Linked DNA regions of Homo sapiens: region 1 is linked to region 2. A link is a loop called in an ENCODE intact Hi-C map of the cell type or tissue named here. Cell type or tissue: psoas muscle. All regions are shown on one strand. Each heading gives the region's core, and the rest is flanking DNA. Links, peaks and the distances in the headings are about the cores only.

What was found. Hi-C counts contacts between places; a loop is a spot of excess contacts. Peaks named below come from ENCODE experiments on the same cell type or tissue, not always from the same donor. Only the 100,000 strongest peaks of a DNase experiment are listed, where the experiment ranks them.
Region 1: it touches region 2 in a loop (4-fold over the local background); 1 of 110 quality-filtered maps calls a loop at or near these places.

The regions. Positions count from the first base shown.
Region 1 is chr5:132,210,463-132,221,057 of GRCh38, forward strand. P4HA2 (prolyl 4-hydroxylase subunit alpha 2) reads right to left here. Exons shown (of 15, transcript NM_001017974.2): 2 at 8,083-8,182; 3 at 7,290-7,386; 4 at 6,735-6,886; 5 at 3,454-3,591; 6 at 1-61. The coding sequence starts at 8,164. MIR6830 (microRNA 6830) reads right to left here and starts at 7,456; the gene lies at 7,387-7,456. In psoas muscle, for the core only: no CTCF peak of the experiment used is centred there; a DNase peak (open chromatin) is centred at 5,069; H3K27ac peaks cover 2,117 bases.
Region 2 is chr5:132,435,590-132,446,184 of GRCh38, forward strand. The region is part of intron 2 of CARINH (colitis associated IRF1 antisense regulator of intestinal homeostasis); the gene reads left to right. Among named protein-coding and RNA genes, the nearest start is that of LINC02863, 14 kb to the left of the region's middle. RefSeq lists an enhancer at 9,525-10,204. In psoas muscle, for the core only: no CTCF peak of the experiment used is centred there; DNase peaks (open chromatin) are centred at 2,192, 3,499 and 4,182; H3K27ac peaks cover 3,991 bases.

The DNA.
Region 1 (10,595 bases), core at 851-8,850, 230 kb before region 2:
TAGGCCGAGCGGCCCATCCCAAAGCAGTCATCCACACTCAGCATTGCCTGGTACTTGGTTCCTACAGCAGGGGAAGTAAATTGTCAGGCTCCAAAGAGCCTCTGGATTAGGGAAAGAGATTCCCACTTCAAGGAAAGCCTGAGCCACTGGATAGGGGGCATCACCAAGCAGAACTCCATCGGACATTTAGACTGCATATCCTAAAGGGCCACTGACACAGTGAGCACAGACAGATGGCCCAGCCCTGCCCTGGACTGGGGTTCACAGCCACCTCTTAGCCTCAGATTCCCCATCTCCCAAGTGGGAAGGGGCCTTTTTAGGGGGAGCCCCAGAAACCCACCAGGAAGCATTGTTGAGGACAGTGGGAAGGTCCTGTGGACCACAGAGAAGAAGATGTCTGGTGGGCAGTTTGCCATATGAGTCTAGAGGATGGAAAAATTAGCTGAATATAAAAAACATAAATTTAGGTGGCAACCAAGCCATGGGTGAGGAAAATAGCTTGCAGGAACTCTGAGGAAAGAATGGAGAAGATGACTAAGGCCAGAGCTCCAGGGAGCACCTACCCAGAAAGAACAGACAATGAATAACCCTGAGAATGAACTAAAGATAGGAGAAACAGAGGGAGCGGGAGTGGTGTGAGAGACACCAAGGGAGGCCAAGAGCCAAGGTTGCAGTGCCAGCTTTGGCTGTTAAGTGGCAGGGACCTTGCTGAGTATCAGTTCAGTGGGTCTTATGACCAAAGGTCATCTGCTGTAGAGGGAGTGCTGGAAAGTGACCATGAAGATAGTTTCAAGCCAATATGAAGAAGCAGCTATAGGGAGATGCAGGATTTAGGGTGAGCTCAAGATGGGAAAGACTATGTGTGTGGTTCCTCAGAGAATAATGAGAAAGCAGATACCATGGAGGGGAAGTGGGGGCTGTGACTCTCCCTGGAAAGCAAGGAAGACTCCCCACAGCCCCATTAACAGCAACCTGGGCATGGCTGACACAAAAGAACTCAGAGAAGGCTCTTTCTGCCTGGAATGAAACCACTACACAGTAGGCTAAATGCTTCAGAGACCAGGGTCTGCTAACCCCGGTGGCTCAGGAACCAATAACGAGGAATAGGAAGTTGGGGACAGTAAACACAAGATGAAGTCCCTAGGTAGGCCAGGGACTGGGGGGCTCCTGGAGCCCCTTTTCCTTCTCCACAGGTCTCCTCTGGCTCTGCAGGCCCAGGAACCTACATTGCTGGGGCAGAGTAACATAGCTGACTGAGCTGGGGCTCTGGAGCTGAACTAAACTAGGTTTGTGTTGGCCTCACTAGGGCGCCAACCAGCTGTGTGACTATAGACAAGTTACCATATCTAAGTCTCAGTCCCCTTATCTCTAAATAAAGATAATATCATCAATTTTAAAGAGCTTGTGGCAAGAATTCAATAAGATGACATATGAAGATGTCTCCTATGCTCCCCAGGATGCTAATGACCAGTAGCTATTATCAACATGTCTCCCAGATGCCAAGAATGCTAAGAATGGCTCCCTGGCACTCAGCATCCTCCCCAGAGCCAACTCGAATGTCTACTCCCTGGAGAGCATTTGGGAGAGTGACAGCTGAGCTGAGTGCTGATAGGCAATCAGACATGGAGTAGCCTAGCTGACATGGGTAAAGGTATTCCTATAGAGGGGTTGAGACAAAAGAGCTGAGTGATAGGGAAAGCTGAGTACAATGGGCAAGGAAGCCAGGAAAATGGAGTCATGCAGGACCCCAAAGACCACACACAGGAGGAGTTTGGGTTTAGCTTTGGAAATTAAGCACAGTAATCAGGAACTCATGTGAACAAATGTGTGCTTAAGACCACATGGAGGATGGTCTTAAGCAGTAAGCTGGAGGTAGGAGACAAGTCAGAATGGTATTTTGATAATCAAATTGAGAAAAAAGTAGCTGTGAGGCTGGAGTCAGGGGATAAGCACGGAAGACATGAGAGAAGGAGGTAGAATCCATAGGCCTTAGGCTTCTGGCTTAGGCAGCCAGAGGATGGAGGTCCTTTTTGCTGAGATAGAAGGATGAGGGGGAAGGTAAAGTGTTTACAAGGAGATGAGGATTTCAGTTCAGGACACATGAAGTTCGAGAAGTCCATGGGACATTCAAGTACAGATGTCCCAAAGGCATCCGTCTACACTGGTTAGAAGCTCGGGAGACAAGCCTTGGCAAGAAACACAGATCTGGATGTCATCCACCTCAGGTGATGGAAATGGCTGTGCTCACCTGGGGAAGGTGCTCAGGGAGAAGATGAGGTAAGGATGGAGTCCTAGGGAGTAATTCCTTTCTGCCCCATAACCCTATTCAGGACACTCATGGGTTTGCTGAGTGAACGTGAGAGGTCAACGCCAGGGTATGGTTCCCTCCTCCAAGCAACCAATCTCAAGGCTACAGAGTGAACAGATCTTGCAGGTGCCCTGAACTGCCCTCTCTCTAATGGAGTCTAAAGGGGGCAGCTGAGGTTCTGGAGCTGGAATAAGCTGGGTCTGCATGAGCCTCACACAGTGAATCGCTGGGGTTACTTGTCTCCAGCAGCCCTCAAAACATCTTCTTATAAACACTAACACTGGGAAGTCAGTGGGAGAGGGGCCACTTGAGAGAAAATGACCAGAGAGGCTAAAAGAGAAGCAGATATCAGTATGCCAGAATTCAAAGGAGGAGAGAACATCACAAAGAATGAGGCAATCTATCTGTCAAATGCTGCTGGGAAGTTAAAGAACATTATGTGTGAACCTTGTTCGCTGGGTTTACCAGCCAAGCGGCCACTGATGACCTTGTAAGAACAGCATCAGTGACAGTGGGGAAAAAGGCCAGATACTGTGAGTTCAGGAGTATATGGGAACCAGGAAAATGGACAGAGTGTAGATTACTCTATCCAGTAGCCTAACCAGGAGGGGAGAAGAGATGAATCAGCAGCAAAGACTCGAAAGACTCTCAGATACCGAGGGAGGCAAGTGTTAAGATGAGCAAGAATAGAGCCTATATGGGAGCTCAAGGGTAGAACCCAGAGAGGTGGAGACAGAATGTATAGGAGCAGAGACTGTAACTAAGAGGACTCAAGACAGGGGGATAGTAAGCCCAGATCAGCCTTAGATGAAAAGACATTGGAGGGTGGGAGACAAGAAGCAGGTCTGAATGCAGATCTGTGTGGTGCTCTGGGGACAGACGTGGAGGGGGTTCCTGAGCAGCAACTTTGGCTTTCTCTGAGATGCAAGAGGAGAGGGCCTTGGCTAATACATGGAGGGAGGTGGCAGGGCAGGGGCTGAGGGAGAAACCTGTCATGGGAGAGGGAGTCCAGCACAAACTGGTGAGCCAAGAGGTGCACCAGAGGTGCACCCGAGGTTAAAGGCCACAAGTTGGTGGTGGCTCCAACCTGTCCCGCCACTAAAGAGACACATGCGGGACAGGCAACGCCTGGAGTGGTGAGTTACCTGGAAGTTCCCCTCTGGAAATTGTGCCTGGGTCCAGCCTGTATGTGTCCTGAAGTCTCATCAGGGCTTTGGCAGCTCCTATCTCGTCCTCATCAGTGGGGAAGAACTGCCGCTGCACAGAGAGGTTGGCGATAAAACCTTCCAAATGAGAGTCAGAACAAGAGATTACCCTTGATCCAGGGGCAGAATTCCACTTGGGACCAGAGAGGCAGCCACAAAGAGGGTCTCTGGCTAGTGAAATTTCCCCGCCCCCTCCCTCAAAGGCTGTTGCCCCCTTCCACCAGGAAGTTGTCCCTGATGACTCCAGTCTATGGGGACTTTTCCTTTCTTACTCCTCACCATACCTACTGCCTGTGTTGCTCTTTGGAACTAAGTAGAAGCAGCCCCCCATATTGGTTAATATTTAGGAGTCCAGAAGTCTTGGCTCCAAATCATTCAGTCAGAGCTGGTGGAGACAGAAGAAACAGAGGATAGAGAGGGTAACTGAGAAGAGCACGGGAGAGGACTCAGGAAGAACTGTCAACCACTCAGTGGAAAATAAATCCCATGGAAAACCTTGATCCAGGGTAATTGGGCTAGTCAGGTAAACACAGACTTCCAGCACACATTTCAAGTTGAGGAGTCCAAGGGACAATGACAGTTAACTAATGAAGCCGAGCTGGCCACTCATTACTGACCACTGGCACTTATCATCCAGAAAGGTGATGATGAAAGTCCTGGAAGTCATCCCCCTCCCCCTAGGTTGACAGCTGAAGGACCACCTAGACAGGCCAAGGACCAAGGTGGGGTTGCACCAACCCAGCAAGGTCCGTCCCCTAAGAGACCACGGTGGGCCTGTTCTCCTCTGTACTCCCACCACTCAGACCTTCAATGAGTTCAGGGCATGGGCTCTCCAGTTATGGTGCTCAAGACCACAGCCTGAAGCGTGGGAGAGCTTTTGACCACAGAAGTACTCCAAGGAGGCTTTTCTGGGACTCCAAGCCCTAGCTGTAAAGTAAGATGTGTACCTCCTACAATCCCAGGTGGGAGCCAAGCCTTCCCAGGCTGACTTAGGGCCTTCAATTCTGCCTCTAAGCTGAGAAGTGAGAGGGGAACAACAAGGCCATTCCTTCCCCAACCTCTTCCCAAGAGTAGCTGTATCCACTGCCACCTATGACTTCAGACCTAAACATCCACTTCAGCCATAACTGGGGACAGGGACCAAGAAGCTGTAACCCTGCCTTCCTTGTCTTCATAGCTACATGGTCAGGGACTCTAAAGAGTTTAGAATCTGGTGGGGTGGGAGTAGGGGAACATGCTGCCAGGAAAAGCCACACTGTCAGCATGCCCTGCTCGTTTCAGGGGCAAGAACTCAAAGTCAGAGATGAAAACAACCAATTATTCTCTGGGCCTGCCCTATCTCCTTCCAGGTAATCATAAGGTTTTCCAAAGGAACCAGATGATGGTGGGAGTGTAGGGTGTGGAGAACAAGATTGGAGAGAGGAGGTCATCTGGGTAGGCTTAGTCTCCTGCCGTGCAGGCAGAACAGCCTGTCCCGAGCTGCAGGCCCAGGCGGAGAGGCGGGAGTCTGGGAAAGGCAGCCGTGGTTTCTGGAGGCAGTGAGCTCACTGGGCACAGCTCCAGCCTGGCTGAGCTCACCAATCCCTCTCCAGAGGCCACCCTGCCCCCAGGCCCAACCCAGTCTGGCCACATGGGCTAAAATGTCTCAGCCAGAGAGACAGCTAGTCTGAAGTTAATCAGCACTCACAGCTCAGGGAAAAGAGGCAGTGAAGAGCTGGGTACAATGGCACTGTGCCTATAGTCCCAGCTACTCAGGAGGCTGAGGCAGGAGGATCACGTGAGGCCAGGAGTCCAAGGTTGCAGTGTGCTACAATCGCACCTGTGAATAGCCACTGCACTCCAGTCTAGGCTAATATAGTGAGACCCTGTCCCTTTAAAAAAAAAAAAAAAAAAAAAAAAAAAGGCAGCGGGCATGGTGGCTCACACCTGTAATCCCAGCACTTTGGGAGGTGGAGATGGGTGGATCACGAGGTCAAGAGATCAAGAACATCCTAGCCAACATGGTGAAACCCTGTCTCTACTAAAAATACCAAAAAAAAATTAGCTGGGCATGGTGGCATGTGCCTATAGTCCCAGCTAGTCAGGAGGCTGAGGCAGAAGAATTGCTTGAACCCGGAGGCAGAGGTTGCAGTGAGCCGAGATCCCGCCACTACACTCCAGCCTGGTGACAGAGTGAGACTCAGTCTCAAAAAAAAAAAAAAAAAAAAAAAAAGTCAGTGAGTCCAGGGGACTAAACCCAGGGCTAGGAGTTAGGAGAGCCCACCTCCAGGCCCACCGTACCATCTCTTCTTATTGACAGAAAAGTATTAGGGCATAAAAAGTATTATCACAATAAAAGCACCAAGTATAGTTTAAAGCTTTTAAAAAGTTCACACTCTCATCGGTAATATCACTTCTAGGAACTTACCCTAAAAAAGTAATCAGAAGTATACACCAAGAAATATGTAAAAAGGTGCTGATAATTCAGAAAAAATCCCATATCCAATGACTTGACCCATTTGACAGTATTATCAGTATGACAGATTATCACCATCTGACAGGTAATCACCATCCAGCCATTAAAATCATGTTGCAGAAGAACATTGAATGGCATATAAAGAAGCTGAGAAATTCACAGAATTTTTTCTTCTGTCACAAATCTACCAACAGATATGCTTTGTTTGTAAAACATATGAATAGGAATGAATTTAGATCAGACCTATGCTCCCCAACTTGCCCTGGCCCCACCATCCAGCCCACTTGACACTTGTAAATTCATTGTCCCTCCAAGCAACTGAGTTTGCATGCCCTGGTATGTATGTATAGTTCCATTTTTTAAATGTATATGCATAGGTAGAAAAACTACAATTTTAATAATGCTCACCACTGGGCAACTGGATTAAGAATTATAATTCTCTTGTTTTTGTGTTTTCCGACTTTTCTATAAACATGTATCACTAAAGTATAATTGGAAAAATGTCATTAGCAAAAAATAAGAAAAGACAGACACTAAAAAAAAGACGCTAAAAAAAGAACTGAACATCATTACATGTTAAAAACCAAGGCCAGCCAACTTCCAGGTCCCCACAGAGAAGGGAGAGAGCCATGAGACCAGCAGGGTCCTGTTTCCACAATGTACTTGCCCACCAACACCCAGACCCAAGACAGGCTCAGACACAACAACCCAGGCATGAGCACACAAACATATGGGCTCACTCAAGCACCTGCTCACCGTCCCTCACCTGCAGCTGAGTCCTGCAGGACAAGGTCCTCCAGCGCAGGCCAGTCTGTGTTTAGCCGCTTCACCAGTTTGTAGGCATTCACAGGGTGAGCCAGGTAGCCCTCAGCATCAGCAGCTGACTTGCTAGTCAAGGCTTCCATTTTGTTGGCCCAGCTGTGGAACCAGAGGAAAAGGAAGACTAATGCGTCCACCCACATAGGTCTTGACCTGTGACAATTTTCCTAGTGAGAATTCCCTGGTGCCAGGTTCTGGGGCCCTTTTCATCAAGAGGCAATGAAAAATGAATACAGTAACTCCCCACAGATACTTCTAGCCCCTTAATCTAGATAACAGCTGGGACCCCCAATGTAAGGGAAAAGGTCTTAAATAGAAAATAAACAGTGACTCCTTAGCCCATGTACTTAGCTCCTCTCAAGCACTGGCATGAAGTAACCAGGCCAGCCCCACATCACCCTCTCAAAGGTTTCCTCTTATAGGCACCCTGGATGGCTTCCTTGTTCCTTGAGGGGCAGAAGGGAAGGAAGGCCAACTAAGGATGGTTGGGGACTTAGGACACCTCTTAATCTTGGAAAGCTTGGCTTCCTCCACAAGGATGTACTCTTTCAGAGACTGCACCAGCTCTTTCTCTGCATAAATCAGGTCAGTCATGTGCCCTGCAAGGGAGAGAAGAAAGACACCAGTGAGAAACAGATGAGGGATGTCCAGCCTCCTTCCTTGGGGCACAGAATACCAGCACAGAAGCAAGTCCCCTGGGATAAGAACATGTCAGCTCTCTGAGGATTATGGGGACTTGGAGTTAAAGGGGGCCTAGGCACTCATGGGGCTCTATCTCGCAACTTCAGGAAGAAAGAGGCAGAGGCACCAAGGGGATGTTTGAGATAAGTGCACTGGATGTCACTCAAGAAGCAGCCCTAAATCTCATTCTCCGACTGTTACATAGCTGGTCATGACACTGGGGCATGGATATCCTGGGGGCTCACCACAGGATAAAAAGCTCTGAACTTTAGGTCGGAAGGATAGGAAAAGCTTGATCCTCAGGATACAAAGGATTTGCTGCTCAGAACCACTCTCTGGTCCATGGGCAAGGTGGTCAAAAAGACCAGAGAGCCCAAGTGCAGCCTGCACTTCCCAGGAAGAAAGACCCAATTCAGACATCTGGCTCCCTGAACATCCAGATCATTGGGATCTTATAGGGGAAAACAGCAACTCTGCCAGTTCCACTCTCCTCAGAACTGGCCAAAACCAGTAGTTAAGGCTATCCCACTCTAAATGAGAACAGGCTGCAGCCAGAGACATCCGTGGCATGTGAGCCAAGGTGTCAGGGAGACGACAGTCCTGTTGGCACGTACCAATAGAGGTGAAGAATTCGGCCTGCACACAGCTCAGGACACCAAACCAGGCCATCAGCAATGCAGACACCCAGAGTTTCATGGTCACAGAGGGAAGTGTCTGAAAGGCATTCAATGACAATCACTGGATCAACAAAGTGAAAAAGACTAATTTAGGTGAGGAGACACATAGGCATGTACACACATATGCAGATAATCAAACATATCAAAATCCTGGCCTAGCACACAGAAGCTAAAAAGGACAAACAGCAGAAAGAACAAAGAGCGTGCAGCCAGTGATGTGTGCTCAATTCTGGTCCCTGCTCTGGGAAGTCACGTGCCCTGCGGAGAGAGCCCATCCTCTCAACTCCCAGCAACCACCTGTACCATGAGAAGGCGGAATCGCAGTGGGGTACAGTCAGCTCGGGTTCCAATGGTCTGTCAGTCCAAGATTCTGGCCCACTCCTTCTTATTTCACAGACTGCTGTTTGTTTCTATCTTACCTTCCAACACATATGCCAGGACAGTGCCAGGTTTTGGGGAACCAGTCCCTGCCCACAAGGAGGCAACAGTACATGAGAGACAATAACAGAAAGATAATTTGACACAATATCCTCCAGAGTACCAACACCCAAACTAAGGTGTACAACAGATGGCCAGCCAGAAGAGGAATAAAACTAACCCTTGTCAGTCTGCACCTGCCAGAGAAAGAGCAGTCAGAGGAGACAGTCTCCTAGGTAGACAGTGTTCTTCCTGTAGTAAGGCTCCTTGGCAGACACTGTTCTCACTGGCCCGTCACCATTCATTCACAAATATTTACTGAAGACCTGCAGATGCCAGGCACTGATCTAGGCACTCAGGATACAAAAATGAATATGGCACACATGGCCAAAACCTCAGGCTGGGCTGCTGACATGGGAAAGGGGCCAGCTACTGTCTTCTCATCAGCCCAGAAATAGGCACAACCTGAGACAAACCCCACTGGCAGTAAACCTCAGTCCACAACAGAAGCCTCCGATACCGTCTCCCAGCTCAGCCATGCAGCCTAGACTGTGCTGGAGGATTAGCACCCATCTGTACCCCAGCTCTGCCGGTCTTCTTCCTGCCCTGCTTTTGAGCACCCCACTGGAGTGCTCAAATGGAAATTCACTAAGACAAAGCAAGCAAAACAAAGGAAATACAAATGCTTTCCCAAAAAAACATAAGCCTTATCTGACAGAATTCTAAGTCTAAGATAATGCCAGTTCATCAGTTTTTTGCCCGCCATACTTGATTAGACACACAGCACACCCACCATTCCTCATCTTACTCTTTCAGAAGAAATCCTAATCCATTGAGATTCCAGGTTAGGCTCAGAGAAGGCCAACCACAACTCCCATCTGCAAATGGATCCTCTATCAGAAGGAAAGCATAAGTGAATGGCGCCATGTGTTCATGCCTATGCCAAATGTCTGCAGAGCTGACAGTCTTCCTGTCATAGTCTAGGTGTGGGGGTCCCAAGACACACAGGACAATTATCTTCCAACCTGGAACCTGCTGCAGGGTAGGGCGTATTGTGCTAAGGGGTCCATTAGGGAGTTAGAGCAGCAGAAGAGAGCAAGTCATCAAGAGAAAGTGAGTAAGCCTGGGCTTGCCCTGAGGCAGAGTCCAGGCCCTCCTGGTTCTAGCCACAGGTCTGCTCCAAGGCCTTACTATACTGTCTTCTCTATCCCAGGATTTCAGAAGGCTTCTCTCTTGCTTACACAAGCCCCTTATACCTAAGGGATTGGGTGTCTGTTTCTTGTTCCTCAAAAGGCTTGACTGGCTCAGGCTCAGCACCTTCTGTATGTATGTAGGGAGGGGACAGTGAAAACATAGAGCTGGGAGGATGTATCTGTGATCAGAAAGGGACCAGCTGACTGCTCCTCAGAGCTGGGGTGGTGGGAGAACAGGGCCCAGGCAGGTTCCAAACCAGACATGGTTGGAAGTGGGGAACCCAGCATCTCTACCCAGGTGTGTCTCCAGTTGCAGTTGCATACCTTTTTAGAGGCCAGATAAATTCCAGGGAGGAAGTCTGTCCATTCCTTTCAAATCATTCTGCTCCTATCATCTACGGTTCATACCTCACAACACTCAGGGAAAGCCAGGTTTCTTCATTACATGAATACCAGCTGTGATTTCTCTGGAATGTGCGATCTGGCTTAGACTGAGCCCATTCTTGAATCTCAGCCTGGAGGCAGAGCCTCAAAGAATCACAGATAGGGTTTGGGCAGAGCCTCAAAGAATCACAGATGGGGTTTGGGCAGAGCCTCAAAGAATCACAGGTAATTACAGATGACTTACCTACCAAGAGCCTGCAAAGTCTTGCTCTGGTGGGAGAAGGGGATAACTAACTCTGCTAGCCTGGAGAGCTGGGCACCTCCAAGCAGCAGCTCCCAGACTACCACATCAACACTGACATCTCTGGCAGGGGTACTCTGGAGCCCTACCCCATTTCTCCCAAGCCTGGGCCCCTTAACTCAAAAGGCTCTGTACAAAAAGTCCTCTAATTAGAG
Region 2 (10,595 bases), core at 1,053-9,052:
GGCTGCTGAGGGTGGGTATTTACTGTTGTTGGGGCTCACCAGTCTGGGGCCACATTGGAGTTTTAAGACTAGAGCATGTCTTCCCCTGTTTTTATTTTTCTCCATGATTTGGAAAGACCCCAGAGGTGGGTTTTTTTTTTTTTAAGTAATCACTTTATTGTCTCTGGTCAACAAATGAGAACTTTTATGGGTCTTCCCTTTTTCAACCACATTTTCATGAGTTGGGATTTTGCATTTCTTCATTACCCATTCTCCTTATGGGTAAAAGAAGAGCCATTATGATACCTAGGATGAGAGCTCCAGGTCAGATGGGTAATCATTTTCAGACTGGAGGCTCATGGGATACAGGGAATTGGGAAGGTAGAAATGATATTTTTCCTCTTCCTCTTTCCCACATCCACCAATTAAAGAACTTCCCTGGGAGTGGACCTGTGGGAAGTGGCTAAGGGTTTCCGGGGTGGGTACAGCAGGGAGTGACATCAGGGCGTGGTGGGGATGAGGTGGGTGGAGAGGACAAAGAGGGACTCTCCACCTTCCTTTGGATCTATGAGGATGTTCCTTGGCCACTGTCCCTCAGCAGAAGGAGGCTAGAGCTGAGGTGGCCACACCCTCCACTCATTTTCAATCCCTTCAAACTGTCAGGCCCTCAGAGGAAACCCTAGGGTTTCCCCACCAAGATGTAAGGGCTGTGTGCCTCTGCCTTCTCTCTTAGGGTGGTCAGCACAGGTGGAAGCAGGGAGGTACTGGGCTGAGGCTTCGGTTGTCAGTGCTAGCTTGACAGCAGTTAAGAATTTTTTTTGTTTTGTTTTTTAAAATTTATTTTTCTGTAATTTTTAATGTAGTTAAAATTTATACATAATTCACACCACTTCAATTTATACATATTGAAACATCACTATGTATCCCATAAACGTATAATTATTATGTATTATCATTGTCTGGGACCTCATATTGTGTGTTATAATGATTATACATATTTACAAGGTACATAATGATGTTTCAATACATATTATGTATAGTGATCACATCAGGGTAATTAGCATATCCACCATCTCAAATGTTTGTCATCTCTTTGTGTTGGGAACAGTCACTATCCTCCTCCTAGCTATTAGCAGTGGTTAGGGATTTTGGAAGTTGTGTAGTGTGAAGAAGCCTGTGGGCCAGAGGTTCTTATCACAGACTCTTTCTTCTTCAGGAGCTATGAACCATCCTTCCCCAAAGTGTTATCAAACTGTGCCTTTGGTGGAGGCATAGCTCTCGTCGGATTCTTTTTTGCCAGAAAGATCTGTGAACGAAACTGCTACTATGTTAACTCAGAGAACAGCCTCCCTAATAAAGAAGAGGATGTGTTCCTACAAGAGCCAGGTTTTAGTTGGATTGTTAGTGTGAGTGATGAAGACCTCAGAATGGCTCTAGAAAGAAGCCCAGATCTCAGCTTTGCACTGTGATTGTCCCCCAGCAACTTTGCATTCCCCCTGTATGGGAATAGGGACCTGTGGATTCTGTTGCCATAGATCCAGAGATTGGACCTAGGAAAGTGAGACCAGGTGGTCTGACACCTACCTCCAGAGCGGACAACCCAGAGACAGAGCAGGCCCCTGCAGGTGTAGGGGCTGGCGGCGAGAAGACAGCTATGTTTACCCTTGTAGACTAGGAATATCAGTATGAATAGACTAGTCCTAGGCTTTGAAATGAATTTTAGTGTTCATTATTATTTGGTCATTCTAAAAACCCCTATTTTGAACCTCCACTTCAGAGAAATAGTTCTGATGTTCTCAGAAAATGTCAGGAGTGTATGGTGCACAGCAGTGGACAACAAAGGAAGAGAAAACCAGAAAAGGAGAAAAGTGAATAAAAAGAAACTTCTCAAATTAGAGCAAAATACTGAATTCAGTTATGCAAGCATACAACTGTAACGTGACAACCTCTCTGATTTTGACAGTCCCCCTCCACTTGTATTTTTAAAGTCCTGGCCACAGTTATAAATAGGGAACCATATCTGTTGAGACTTCCCAAGGGTTACATAAACAGTTTGGATGGTTACATCTTTTTAAACAACAGTTTCTACAAACACTGAAAAAATCCCACTTATTTAACAGTCTGATGCCTTGAGCCAGTCCTGGGAGTCCCTGGGAGGCCTTGCAGAATCACTTCCTTCTGACTGTGAGTGGGGGCAGGGGCCTGGCTTCTTGAGAGAGAGCAGGGGAGGAAGAACCCAGTGTGTATGGGGGCGGGCAGGGAGGAGTGGGGTGGGGCAGAGGGAGGGAGGAGGAGGCCCCAGACTGCTACTCATACAGGCAGCTGTATCTTGTCTCCAGGAGAGAGCAGGGACCCAGGATGGAGCAGACATAGGTCTTCTGGGGACTCAGCCCTTTCAGGAGGGAGTGTGTGCTCTAGGCACACCCTTCCCATTTGACAATCTGATATGAGGTGGAAACAGGGTCCTTGGGCCCCTAAGTCATGTTGGGAATGTTTCCTTCTCTCAAGCCGGAAGAGCTGAGGTTTATCTGAGAAATGCCTATGTCTCTTTTGACACATCGTAGTCACTAACCCCTTGTTCCTGCTCCAGGAGCCTCTAAAAAGCCATCTAGACCAGAAAAATTGGTCTTTTTTAGTGATGGGAGTGGCTTTAATGTCATTCTCCCCTATTTAGTTATGAGCTGTACCTCAGTTTTGTCATTAGAAATATAATTTTAGGTCAGGTGCAGTGGCTCATGCCTATAATCCCAACACTTTGGGAGGCTGAGGTGGGCAGATTACTTGAGGTCAGGAGTTAAAGACCAGCCTGGGCAACATGGTGAAACCCTGTCTCCACTAAAAATACAAAAATTAGCTGGGCATGGTGGTGGGCACCTCTAATTCCAGCTACTCAGGAGGCTGAGGCACAAGAATTGCATGAACCTGGGAGGCAGAGGTTGCAGTGAGCTGAGATCGTGCCATTGCACTCCAGCCTGGGGGCGACAAGAGCAATACTCCATCTCAAAAAATAATAATTATAATAATAATTTTAGTTAAGCGTTCTCCCTTCCCAGATGTCTTTTTAGAAGTGCAGTTAGCTAAAGATACATAGCTCATTACTATAAATTAATTTTATCAAACTGATCCATGCACTTCCATTTAAAGAGGACTCGGTCCAGTGGGTCTTAACCTTTTTTTGAGGTCACACACCCCTTCCAGAATCTAATGGCACACATAGACCCTTTCCCCAGGAAAATTCACAAACATCCAGAATTTCATATGCCACTAGGGGATTTAAAAGACCCCTTTGACTCCACCCTGGGCTTCTGAGTTCTTATGAGAGGGTGGCACATGGAAAAAGTGGTGGTGAGGGGCAAGGAACAGGGACAAAAAAGGAACCTGGGTCCTTAAGAGATCACTTAGTTGTTTTACCCAAGACTTGGCATACAAAAATATCAGAAATGAGTGTCTGCTGCCAAGTGGGGTCACTGCACGTCCTAGAAAAAAAGTATGCCTTCATCTGCAGTGACACACAGCCATGGTGTTGGGACTGGCACACTGCATCTCTAAGCCGCCAAGAGCTTGACCCTGGATGGGAAGAAAACTGCCCCAGAGATGCTGGAGCTGGCTTTATGAACTGGCTTTATGCTGGGGAGGTGGATGGCAGATCGCATCCATCTGGTAGGTTGAGGTCCTCTTGGCAAGCCTACTACCATCACCTCCCAGCAGAAGAGGACTGCAAACTATCCTTAAAGGGGACTCGGTCCAGTGAGTCTTACCTTTTTTTGAGGTCATACACCCCTTCCGGAATCTGATGGCACACATAGACCCTTTCCCCAGGAAAATTCACAAACATCCAGAGTTTCATATGCCACTAGGGGATTTAAAAGACCCTGCAAAGGACACTGCAAACTCATAACCTTGAGTCCAAGATCTCTTTTTTTTTTTTTTTTTTAGGGAAGTCAATTGTATGATGTAGCTTGTGACTCCCAGGGTATTGTTCTACTCAAACTGGGGAAAACATGGGGAAAGTTTCTGGATCTAGACTTCATACACAAGCATCACAGGGGATTTTGAAAGTGATGCAGCATCGTGAAATGAGCATAGGGATCGTTTGGAGTCGAGCGCTTGTTATTTGAAGCTCCTCCTGTCTATGTGGTGACTCAAGGAGGGGAGAATTTCCCCTTTGTGAGCCAGCTGGACAAGTGTCAGCACTGCTGTCTTTGCAGGCTCTGGCACAGAGGCGCAGGGCCTGGACTAAAGGGAGTCTCCAGGGTTTGGGGGTCAGACCCAGCTTAACACACATGAAAAGGAGTGATCTTTCTCTTAAGCCATTGAGCCAGGGTCCCCCTACAGCCCACAGAGCCCTTTCCACCACCTGGTGCAGCATCTGAACCAAACAGAGGGCATGTTTGTTGCACTGCCTGGGGGTTCAGCTCCCATCCATACCACAACACAGGACAAGGCCCGGGCTTTGCACAGCACAGTCAAGTGAGCACACTCTCACGATCTGATGCAGTCCTTCTCCCACACCCACCATCCAATTTTTTCCTTCACTTCTTTGTCTTTTTTAATATTAGTAATTTTTGTTATTTCTGTTAACTGGACTTCTTGGAACTAAGATTACTTAAGCAGGATACACTAGCCATAGATGAAAAGATGGGTAAATTGAACATTTATGAACTTTTGTTCATCAAAAATACCATTAAAGAGTGGAAAGGCGTCTGGGTGCGGTGGCTCACACCTGTAATCCCGGCACTTTGGGAGGCTGAGATGGGCGGATCACAAGTCAGGAGTTCGAGACCAGCCTGGCCAATATGGTGAAATCCCGTCTCTACTGAAAATACAAAGATTAGCCGGGCATGGTGGTGGGCACCTGTAGTCTCAGCTACCCGGGACGCTGAGGCAGGAGAATCACTTGAACTCGGGAGGTGGAGGTTGTAGTGAGCCGAGATCATGCCATGCACTCCAGCCTGGGTGAGAGAGCGAGACTCTGTCTCAGAAAAAAAAAAACAAAAAACCTAGTGGAAAGGCGAGCCAGAGACTGGAAGAGGAGAGGATATTCTCTGTAACATATCCGACAGACGACTGGGGCTTATATCCAGAAGGTCCAAAGAATTCCTGTAAGTAAATAAGAAAAAAGCAAATAGGCAAAAGTCTTAAACAGGAACATCTTAAAAGTGGATATATAAATAGCCAATAAGCAAATTAAAACGTAAAAGATACAACTCTATACCCACAGGAAGGACTAAAATTGAAGACTGATAATACCAAATGTTGGCAAACACTTTTATATGCTGGTAGGAGTGTACATTGGTACAATCACTTTGGAAAACTATTTGATAGTATCTACTAAAGCTAAGACTATACCCATTCCATAAACCATCAGTTCCACCTCTAGGTACATACTCAAGAGGAATGAGTGCGAATGTCCAGAATGTCCACCAGCGGACATAAACCAAAATGTTTTTGTCTTATGTCTAATAGTATCTTTCTCCATAAGAGCCCCAAACTAGAAACAACACAAATGGCCATCAACAGTAGAATGGTTAAATTGTGTCATATCTACACAATGGGATACAACACAGCAATCTTAAAAAAGAACAAACTGTGTCTATACATAACAGCATACATGGATCGCACAGATAATGTGTAGTGGGAAGAAGCCAGACACCCGAAAGGTACATTGTATGATTCTATTTATATGAAGTTTAAAAACAAATAAAATTGGCCGGGTGCGGTGGCTTATACCTGTAATCCCAGCACTCTGGGAGGTCAAGACAGGAGGAATGCTTGAGACCAGGAGTTTGAGACCAGCCTGGGCAACATAGCAAGACTCTGTCTCTTTAAAAAAAAAAAAATAGCTGGGCATGGTGGCACATGCCTGTAGTCCTAGCTACACAAGAGGCTGAGGTGGGAGGATTGCTTGAGTCTAGGCGTTTGAGGCTGCACTGGGCTATGATCGCACCACTGCACTCCATCCTGGACGACAGAGCAAGACCCTGTCTCAAACAAAAGGCAAAAACAGATAAAATTAATCTCTGGTGATGGAAGTTAGAACAGAGGTTACTTTTTGGGTGGGTCCCAACAGGGAGGGGCATGAGGGGCCCCCTGTGGTTGGAAGCATTCTGTCTCAGTGCTACTCAAAGTATTGCAATTGCCAGCCACCTTGCCATTCACCCCACTGGCTCCTGGATGATAAGTATAAGGGTGCACCTTTGTCTGAACCCCAGTGCCTAGCACAGCCCCCGCCATGTAGAGCAGATCCTCAGTGGACATTTATTCAAAGAATGAGCAAATTGCACCAGGCGCAGTGGCTCACTCCTGTAATCCCAGTACTTTGGGAGGTTAAGGTGGGCGGATCACTTGAGTCTAGACCGAGACCAGCCTGGCCAACATGGGGAAACCCTGTCTCTACTAAAAATACAAAAATTAGCCGGGCGCAGTAGCACAGGCCTGTAATCCCAGCTACTTGGGAGGCTGAGGTGGGAGGATGACATGAGCCCAGGAGTCAGAGGTTGCAGTGAGCCAACATCATGCCACTGCACTCCAGCCTGGACAACAGAGCCAGACCTTGTTTCAAAAATAAAAAATAAAAAAGAATGAGTGAAGTAAGACATGGCCTTTACAGAGTAACATTTGTGTGTTAGAGGGGAATCAGTGTGGGAAGGCAGTTAACAACTGCTCAAAGTTTACTATAAAACAAAGCAGAAAATACATGCTGCAAAGAGAAGCAGAAATGAAGGTCTTTCACTAGAATGGGGGATGGGGTGACAAAGAAGCTGTCGGTTCAAGGAAGAGGCCTTCACAAGTACTTGGGGGACTACGGGGGCTTCCCAAAAGAGATGGTATTGAGCTGAACTTTGAAAGGTGGTTGAGATTATAATAGGCAGAAAATGGCTGAGAAAGGCAACCTGGGCTCAGGGAATGGCTCACCCAGTGGTTCTCAAACTTTAGTGCAACCAAAATCACCTAGAAGACTCATTAAAACAGTTTGCTGAGTCTCATCCCACAGGTTCCAATTCAGGAGGTCTAACAAGTCCCAGGTGATGCTGATGCTGCTGGTCTGGGGACTATTCTTTAAGAACCCCTAGCTTAAGCCAAAGCCAGCCTGTCCAGGCAACTGCATCTCCCTTTGGGCACTGTGTTAAGTGAGTGAAGGGCAAGATGAGAGGGAGGTGTGGATGGACAGGTGGAGTGGGCCAGAGCCTGAGACCTTTGGCTACTGTCTGCGGAGTTTAGGCCTAATTCTGTAGACTTAATTTAGGGCCTCAATAGATGGACATAGTGTAATGACCTGTTCTCTAGGGAAGTCCTACTCCAGGGTTTATAACACCCTCTACCTGAAGCTTAAAGCTGTACACACAGGCAGGTGATAAGTTCATACTGAGTTTGGTCCTACAGAGACAAGCCCTGCACTGTCCCCCACAGCATACCTGCCAGGGGAGACACAGTTTACACTGATAGACTGAAGCAATTGAAGCAAGGCACTATTTTAAATGTGCAACATCAGGATTATTTGTAGCCATGCATGCAGTGGGGATGGCAAGTGGAAGAGGAATCAGTCAATCTGACCATTCAGGCAAAAGCAGCAGTTTTGGTCTCAATAAAGAGATAATTGGTCTGTTTGTTTGTTTGTTTGTTTTTTCTCATATCATAGGTCCCTTCCAGATTCCCAGGGGCAAGGATTTATACCACATCCCCAGTCCATTTTTGTCACTAGGGAAGCACCTAGATCCAGGTAGTTTCCTCCAAGTGGTGTCTCTTTGGCTAAGAAAGGGAGAGTGTGCTGGGAGCGGTGGCTCATGCCTGTAATCCCAGCACTTTGGGAGGCCCAGGCAGGCAGATCAACTGAGGTCACGAGTTTGAGACCAGCCTGGCCAACGTGGCAAAAGCCTATCTCTACTAAAAATACAAAAATTAGCCAGGTATGGTGGTACATGCCTGTAATCCCAGTTACTCGGGAGGCTGAGGCCAGAGAATCAATTGAACCCAGGAGGCGAAGGTTGCAATGAGCCGAGATTGTGCCACTGCACTCCAGCCTGGGCAATAAGTGAGACTCCATCTCAAAAAAAAGGGAAGGAAGAAAGAAAGGAGGGAGGGAGAGTTTGTTGCCTGGGGAGGGAGCACCCTCTGTGGATGCTATGGATGTCCTTGTCAGAACCATCCTGGTCAGGACACACTGGACATTGGCCCTTTCCCTGATGACCCAGACATGCAAGGCGGATGCCATCTGTCATCCTGCCTACTGGCTTTTGGTTACACCTTCAATAAGCTGTACTTACTGAGTATCAACTCTCTGTAAAGTAATCTGCTGGTTGTAGTAGAGACACAAGGATGGATCAGCCATGGACCCATCCTCCAGAAACATACAACATAATAAGAGGTAGGTGACATTAAAACACCTACTACCTGATGCCTGTTCCCTCCCTCTGCATCCCTGGCTTGAGTCTAGCTGCTTCTTCTCCCTAATGCCCTGATGCTGGAGGCTGGGAGCTCTCACTCATTCAGCCTTCACCTCAGCAGGTATCACAGGGGTCCTGGGCTCACAGGGTGAGTACATCAAGATGTGTGTGGTCTGGTAGGGAGCCTTCCCGCCCCATAGCTGGAGATAGGCTAACTCCTGAGCAGGTGCTCTACAGCCATCATCCTGCTGCTGGGGCCACAACAATCAACTCTGGGCCGCCGATCCCCAGTCCCCTTGCCGGCTGGGCTTCACACCAGTAGAGGGAACCTGGGGGCCCCCTTTGCCTCAGCTTATGCTGAACTAGAGGCCTCTGGGGGTCACAGCTGCTGCATGCACGATGATCCACGGGGAGTCAGGATGGGGCTGAGGCAAGTGCAGTGTCCTGCTGCCTCCCCAAGCACCTCCTTCCTCTCGAAGCTCTGCCTGCCTTTTTCTCAGGGACATGAGAATTGGCTCACTTCCTTCTCACCTCCAACTCCCTTTTGCAAGAGAATCATCTAGAATAGAGTTGTCGGTCAAACTGTAAAATATTTGAAGACATCTATTCTGAGCCAAATATAAGTAACCAATGGCCTGTGAGACAGCCCTCAGGAGATCCTGAGAACATGTACCCAAAGTGGTCAGGCCACAATTTGGTTTTATACATTTTAGGGAGACATAGCCATCAATCAATGCATATAAGATGTACATTGGTTCTGTCCAAAAAGGCAGGACAACTAGGTTGGGGAGTGGGGGTGGTTTCAAGTCATAGATGGATTCAAAAATTTTTCTGATTGACAATTGGTTGAAAGAGTTATTATCAATAGAAAGCAACAGAAAGGAATGTCTGGGTTACGATAAGGGGCTATGGGGACCAAGGTTTTATTATGCAGATGAGGCCTCCAGGTAGCAGGCTTCAGAGAGAATGGACTGTAAATATCTCTTATCAGTCTTAAAGAGTCAGTAATTCCAAAAGGGAAGAGGGTATAACGAGGCATGTCTGGCTCCCCCTTCCCATCATGGCCTAAACTAGTTTTTCAGGTTAACTTTGGAATGCCCTTGGCCGAGAGGAGGGGTCTATTCAGACAGCTGGGGAGTACCTTGGAATTTTCTTTTTGGTTTACAGAACACAGGCCCAGAAATGAGAACCAGGTTTAGGTCTTGCTCTCCTACTCTCCACTGTGTGACTTGGGCAAGGCATCTAATCTTTCTAAGCCTCAGTTTTCTCATTTGTAGAATGGAAATAATGCCCTTGCTTACTTCATAGTGTCATTCAGAGGCACAGACGATAGAGAGGCAAAATTCTTGTCTTTAACTGCCCTGAAGCTTCATGGAGGAGTTGGACAAGTACACACACAATGTGCTGCATACTACACCAGAGGTATGTCTAGGGTGTGGTAGTAGCAGTGTGGAGGTAAACTAGTTCTGCCAAAAAGAGGAGACTACAAAGCATGGGGCGTGGTGGAAGTAGCCCTCCAGGGCTTTGGACTCTAATGTTTCTCAAACAGTAGAGTGTTAACTGTATTAAGTTGTATTTAGTCCCTACAACAAACCTGTGAGATAGGTGTCATCCATTTCACATATGAGCAGCTGAGGCTCAGAAAGGATCATGCATTGGCCTGGCCTGGTATTTATAGAGCCCCTGTTGAATGCTAAGGGGCGCAAATCTAAGTTCCTTCCTCGTAGCTCACATTCCACAGGTGAAGTCACTTGCCCAAGACGAGGCTGGAATGTCAGAGCCTGGATTCAAACCCTCATCTGGTGGCCTCCCACCTTACCCTAGAACTCACTAGCCCTCAGGACATCCTCTTACGGGGAGCATAGACTGTCCCTGCCAGCCCCTGTGGGGAATTTGAGGATTTAGGGAAAAGGCTGGGTCAGGGATAGGACAGGCCCTGCTACTCCTATGGAACCTTCTGTTTCCTGAGCATTCCCTGGCAGCCCCTCCCCAAAGAGAGATTGAAGGCCTGACCGTGCCAATGTTTTCCCCAGGGACGGAGGGCAGGAGAAGCTTCCCCAGGGGATTTCAAGGGAGGATGGAGGTGGTCTCTATTCTGGGGTCAGAGAGTGACACCCTCTTCCTGCTGAGGTGGGGAATCCCCTTGGATTTCTCTGGGTTTATGGGAGAGGCCTATTGTTTTCGTACTGATCAGGCCCTCAGGGGAGGAAAACTCAAGACCTGGCATGTCAT